Linked DNA regions of Homo sapiens: region 1 is linked to region 2. Evidence: read pairs that join two places in POLR2A ChIA-PET (ENCODE). Cell type or tissue: PC-3. All regions are shown on one strand. Each heading gives the region's core, and the rest is flanking DNA. Links, peaks and the distances in the headings are about the cores only. Region 1 overlaps HOXA11-AS (HOXA11 antisense RNA). Region 2 overlaps HOXA3 (homeobox A3).

Region 1 (2,899 bases), core at 264-2,763, 74 kb after region 2:
CGGAAGGGGGTGTGTGGGGGCGCTGCCGTGAAGATGGATGAGGGAAAAGGTTTTTGATATCAGCAGAAGGGAAAACGCCTGGAGTGGCCGAACACTTTTAGTTGCCCAGCAGGAATAGGAGACGGGTACTCAGCTCCCCAAGGCTGCGCAATATCCCAGCTTTGCCCGCTCCTGCCCTCGTGTTCGGAATATGCTGGCGGTGTGAATGTGAAGGTTTCTCCAGGCAGGCGGCTGGGGCGAGGGGTGGGCGCAGCTCTGAGGATCAGACCAAATCTAGGGGAAAAAGGGGAGGCAGACCTTCGGGTCCTTGGTTTTGACTTTGCTCTGAGCCTATGATTGACTCTTCCGCTTTGCAGGAGGTCCAACAGCCGAGCTTAGCCCACCGGGCTCTGGGAAAGACCCGACTGAGGCTAAAGCCGCCCCGGAAGGCCAAGTCCGAGTTCCATTTCTTGAAGAGGCCGGCGCGCGTAAGGCTGTGACATTGGCCCTGGCGACTGGCTTCCCAGGAGCTGTTCTTTCTCAGGAGCTCCACAGCGCGGGCCATCTCCAGAAAACTGTCTTCAGAGTGTATTTCCTTTTATCGTCAACCCAGAGCCCCACCGCGGCTAATGCAAGAGGCCAAAAAATGTTTGGAGGAAGAAAAACAAAGGCAGGAAGTGGCGGCGGCCTGACGGTGCGTGTGTGTCTGCAGAGAAGGGAGGGAGCCGGCTCAGTCTCTTCTTGTTTTTCCAAACTTCAAGGTCCAGGCAGCCCTCTGCAGGGCCGGGCCCCATTGCTCCCCGCGCGGCATTGGAGGTGGCCGCCCGGAGAGGAGAAGGCCAACGCCTGCGCCAGGCTTGTCAGGCGGAAACGGCTAACAAGGAGATTTGGTCAGCAAAACAGACCCAGCCTTTCCGAGGCTTCGTCTGACTTGGCCCGAAAGGTTGGGGAGGGGGGGCTTGCGCAGAGCCTCAGGGACCCTCCTCTCTGGGGACTACCATCCCTGAGCCTTACGCTTCTTTCCACAGCCTTTGCAGGCGGAATATCGGAATAAAGTGGGTCCAGGCGCCTCTGCCGCCTCCGCTTCTTCTTGCAGCCTGAATGGTCCGGGAGGCAGCGGGAGGGCGCCGGCGGGCAGTGCCCAGGCGGGGTCGCCTCGAGGCCGTCGGTGAGCACCGGGCAATGCGAGGCCTTGTTACCGAGGTTGTTGTGCTGGGGGCGTTTCCAGCACAGTCATTCAAGGGACGTGAGCTGCAAGGATCGTCACTTGACAGGCGGCTTAACACCCTCTCACTCCAAGGGAGGATACAGCTGGGTGGCCGGGAGCACCTCCACACTCCAGGCTTCCCAGCTCCAACTGGCAAAGCTGCTGGGCCACCCTCTTCTCTCCCTGGGGCTGGCTTGGGAGGCAGCAGCTGCTCCTTGTCCCAGAAATCTGAGAATTCGAAGTCCCCAGTACTTGCACATGCAGCCCTTTAAATGCCCAGCATTTGTCCACAGTCTCAATGTCAATGCCAAGCTGCCCCAGTCACCACTGTCCTTCTCAAGGGGGTCCTGTCCCTCTACAGTTCCTGATCCTGCTCCTGTCCCCCCTACAGTTCCTGTCTCCTGCCCTGCCTCCTTCCAGCCATTCTCACCTGCTGGGACCTCCTGTCTCTTCCCTACCTCTTTTGATGCCTCTGCTAGACTGAGCAACAGCTGAGGTGCCACTGGAGGGCATCCAATACTCAGGCGCAGAGAAGAGGGGCTGTTAGGTCCCTGACTCTCCCCCAACTTCGGGCTTCCACCAGAGCCTGAACTGAGTCTCCCACCTCCTTCTTAGGAATACTCCACCTCAAGGCCCCACCAAGTCTGGCTTATCTCCCTTCCTCTCCCCTCCCTTCTCTACCCTCCTTTCTTCCCCAACACTTCCTCCTTCTCTTCTGCGGACCCAGCTGCTGCTTTTCTAGGCTGGGCAACCCAGATGGGATAGGCCTGGGAGGGGTCAGGACCCACTTGACAGACTGAATCTCACTCCCAGATGGCTACAGTTAAGTTTCTCTCTTGGTGGATTGCTTAGGGCACCATCATTATTTTGCCTCCTCCTGCTTGCCTAATCCCTTACTTTCCTCTGTCCACAAATGTCACACTGTTTCTAGAAAGCTACACAGAAGAGTATTTCAACCCTGGTGACCATACTGCACACAGGTGCAAGAACTGGCCCGGAGGCCCCGGGTAGAAATGGCAACAGAGCTCTTCTCCATTACAGGAATATCTCCTTCCAAATCAAAGGGTTCCTGTGGGCACATCTGTCTTATGTGGTGAGCTAGGGGAGATGGGTTGTCTGGGAAGGCCCAGGAGATCTCCACGTATTTGTTCTCAGGGCATGGCTTATTGCCAGATCATAGACAATCCATCACATTTTCCAGGCGCTGCCCAGAGGCAGCACTGAAGCTTCAATTAAAAAATCAAGAGATCACCTCTATCACTACCAGGTGGAGGCAGGGGTTAATTTGTCCCTTTGTTGAGACACCTCACCCTCCCCGAAGGTCCCCAACACTTCCTAAAAGCTCAGAAACAGGTAATGCCCTGAAGTGGACCTCATAATTCTGCTTGGTCTGACTGGCAGTTTCAGTCATCCTTCAAAGCCCCTAAATATCTGAAAAGGCCCATACCCTTCCCCTGGCCACTGCAGAGTGGGGCACAGGGCTCAGCTGAGGGTCTCAAGTACCTAAGCAATCTAGTTATCATTTACTTTAGTGGATCCCAAACTGAAGGGAGAAGAGAAGATTACTTCCTTTAATAACTATTTTTATTTTTATTGTTGCCAATTATTAGACTTCTTTTTCCTATAGCATGGGAACAAATGGGGTGGGGGAGACTTTGAAGGGCGAAGCCCTAGTTCTCAGTGTCTGCCTTCCATTCCCCATGCAGCTTTGGC
Region 2 (2,899 bases), core at 259-2,758:
GACCCCCCTCCCACCCACCCCACCCACCCACCCCTCCCCCACACCCCCGCCCCCTGCCCTTCCCGAGGGCAGCAGCCGCGGCCCGGAGATAAGCGCTAGTGCGGCGCCGGGCTCTGCCTGGGCTAGTGGCACCGACTTGGGTATGTTTCTTATGAATATTACACGCGGAGCAGCGTCTGGTCCGGGGGTGCGGTGGGGGGTGTTGGGGCGGGCGGGAGGGGAGACCAAGGCGGCTGGGGAAGCGCGGGCTGGTGTGGGGGATGGGGCTGAGGCGAGGGGAGGGACCGGAGGGAGAAGGGGAGCTCGGCGGTGGCGGGAGGAGGGCAGCCTCCCCCCACCCCCCAACGCCCTCCCTCTCCTGCTCCCAGGCGTCACGAAAGTCCAGGAAAATTATGCTAATGAGGACAAACGGCTCTCACAAAGGGGCTCTCTTGCTGGGCTCTATTTCTTAGGAATTCGTTTGAGAAACTTCGTATTCCTCTGCCCTGGACACTTCCAATTGTGGGGTGAGGGGAAAGAGAACCAAGAAAAGTGAGTTTCCCAGACTTTGCCCAGTTTACTTCACCTGCAACTCCCAAACAGATCTTTGGGTGGGGGTGTGGGGAGCTGGGATAAGGCTTTTCTCTAGAGACCCTCAAGAGCCAACTGGGCTCTCTTTGGTTAAATTTTCAGGCAGAAACTGCTGACATCCTAGCAGCCAGGAGAAAAATGTCCTGGGAGAGACAGGTACTTGTTCCAGCAGTGAAATGGGATGCTCTGGGCTCAGGTACAAACAAGGGTGTTTAGAAACGCGGATCTCCAGGGCTCATGTGCCCATTTCAGAGTGCAGACACGCAGCTCACCCACAGGGAAGACAGAGAAAGCTCTGACCCCAAGAGAAACCGACATCATACACACACACACACACACACACACGCAGGGCAGAGGAATATGTGGTTTCTCAAACGGATTCCTAAAACATACATATATATATAATATATATTATATATATAATATATATTATATATATAATATATATTATATATATGTATATACATATTTTCCTCATTAGTGGGATGGAGTAACGCTGAGCTGGGCAAAAGAAAGGTCCGAATTTGCCTGGTAATATTGCCACAACTTGAAAGTGGATGATTTTCCTCCTAAAGCCTCCTTTGCTCCCAGCTTCAGAAGCAAACTCTGCAAGGGTACGAGTGTGGCAAAAAGAGAAATGGAGATTTCTCTCTTTTGCTGCAATCCCAAGGCGTCAACGGCGGGTCCTTCTCAAAGGAAGGTGTTAAAAATATAAGTAGTATGTTTAAACTGTCAAGGAGCCAAAGTGTCACCTTAGAGCAAAAACAAAGCCAGGGGAAAAGGGAGAAATCAAAAAGCACTCCGGGCCAGGGTGGCCTCATGCATACCAATGGTTTTTGTCATTTATGGCTGGGCAAGATTTATGACTCGGCGCCCCAAAGCTGTAAACAGAGCACAAAACAGCAAACACTTGCTCCTTATGGCATATTGCAGAGCAACTTGAAAGGGGGAGCTGGCCGCGTAGGAGGTGAGAGCCAGCCGCAAAAATCCGTTCGGCGGCATTTTCTCTTCAAACCCGCCCGGTCGGATGTGGCATTTGAAGAAAGAAGGCGTGGGTCAATAATCAACCCGCACTTTCTCCTCCAAACTGCTGACGCGACTCTCACCGCCTTCTCAGCTAAGCCAGCTGCCGGGAAGGCCAGCTCTCCGTAAGAACCTGCCAGGGGAAGGGATTCTCTGGGCCAAGGGGACCGAGGGCTCCCGAGCAAGGGCTGGGGCGCCCTGAAAGCATACCTTTCCACTGGCGCCAAGACCCTGCCGGGCAAAACGCGGGGACCAGACCTGAGGAGCCGTGGGAGCCCAGGGAGATCTGGGGCGGGAGCTTCGTTCCGGCCAGGGCCTCTATCCGCCCCGATACGTGGCTCCTGGGCCGCGGGCCTCAGCGGGCAGAAGTGGGGCTCCGACCTCAAGATGAAGGTCCAGCGTCCTGGCATGCAGATGGTCGGTGCCCCAGCCTCAAGCCGCTCTGCTTAAATCCAAAGGACTGGCTTTGGAGCAAGCGTAGGCGAGATTATTTTAAAATAATAATTTATGCTGGCGGAAGGTTTTTATTTGTTGGTTTGCTATTGGTGTTTTGTTTTTTAAGCGAAAATGCCGATTGTTGATTTCCACCTCCAGAAATTACCAGCCGCCGCCGCTGCGCCCTTTCTAGACAAATCCCACAGCAGTTCACCCGGCTCCCCCAAAACCGCAGAGCTTTTCTTTACTGAGAGGACCCCTTGGTTCCACCAATTCCCCCAAATCCCCGTGGCTCCCGATCTCTCATCCAGGGGGACTAGAAGAAAAGATTTTCTCAGCACTAGAAGAATACTTGGAGCAGCAAAGGTGCCCGTGGTGTCTTTCTACCATTCAAGGGGTGTCCTCCTGAAGGCGTCTGAGAGGGCCTCTGGCGGTTCCAAGGCTGTGCAGCCGGGGAGGAAGGTGAGGAATATCGTGGGTAAGAAGAGGCACCAAAATCACAGAATAGAGAGGAAAATTATTGAGGAAATGTACTTGCCTGTGAGGGTGAAGCTGGCATTTCGAGGTAGAAGGGGACTAGCCTTTTTTGATATCTAATAGTTTAGCATTATACGTAATGGACTCACTTTAGCACTTTCATGGGAGGAAAAACCAATCTGAGCTCTATAAATGTGGCTCTTGGCTTCTCACTGTGCATGCTTTTATGTAGAACCAGAGTCCATCCTTAGATATTTATTCAGCTTGCTGGCACTGAAGCAACAATAAAAAGATGCCTCTAACAAACCTCTATTCCCTCTCTCATTCTTTCTAGCAAAACTATATTATTTATGAGTCTTTAACTGGGTCAAAAATGCGCCAGAACTAGGTCATA

What was found. ChIA-PET counts read pairs that join two places held together with the same protein. Peaks named below come from ENCODE experiments on the same cell type or tissue, not always from the same donor. Only the 100,000 strongest peaks of a DNase experiment are listed, where the experiment ranks them.
Region 1: POLR2A ChIA-PET joins it to region 2 with 5 read pairs; 2 of 35 experiments call an interaction of 5 or more read pairs at or near these places.

Annotation. Positions count from the first base shown.
Region 1 is chr7:27,188,245-27,191,143 of GRCh38, forward strand. It overlaps HOXA11-AS (HOXA11 antisense RNA), which reads left to right. Exons shown (of 2, transcript NR_002795.2): 2 at 357-1,049. Among named protein-coding and RNA genes, the nearest start is that of HOXA11-AS, 4.3 kb to the left of the region's middle. In PC-3, for the core only: no CTCF peak of the experiment used is centred there; DNase peaks (open chromatin) are centred at 593, 1,227 and 2,307; H3K4me3 peaks cover 2,500 bases; H3K27ac peaks cover 2,500 bases.
Region 2 is chr7:27,113,854-27,116,752 of GRCh38, forward strand. All of the region lies in intron 4 of HOXA3 (homeobox A3), which reads right to left. Among named protein-coding and RNA genes, the nearest start is that of HOXA-AS2, 6.6 kb to the right of the region's middle. RefSeq lists a silencer at 1,663-1,878. In PC-3, for the core only: no CTCF peak of the experiment used is centred there; a DNase peak (open chromatin) is centred at 1,508; H3K4me3 peaks cover 2,209 bases; H3K27ac peaks cover 1,925 bases.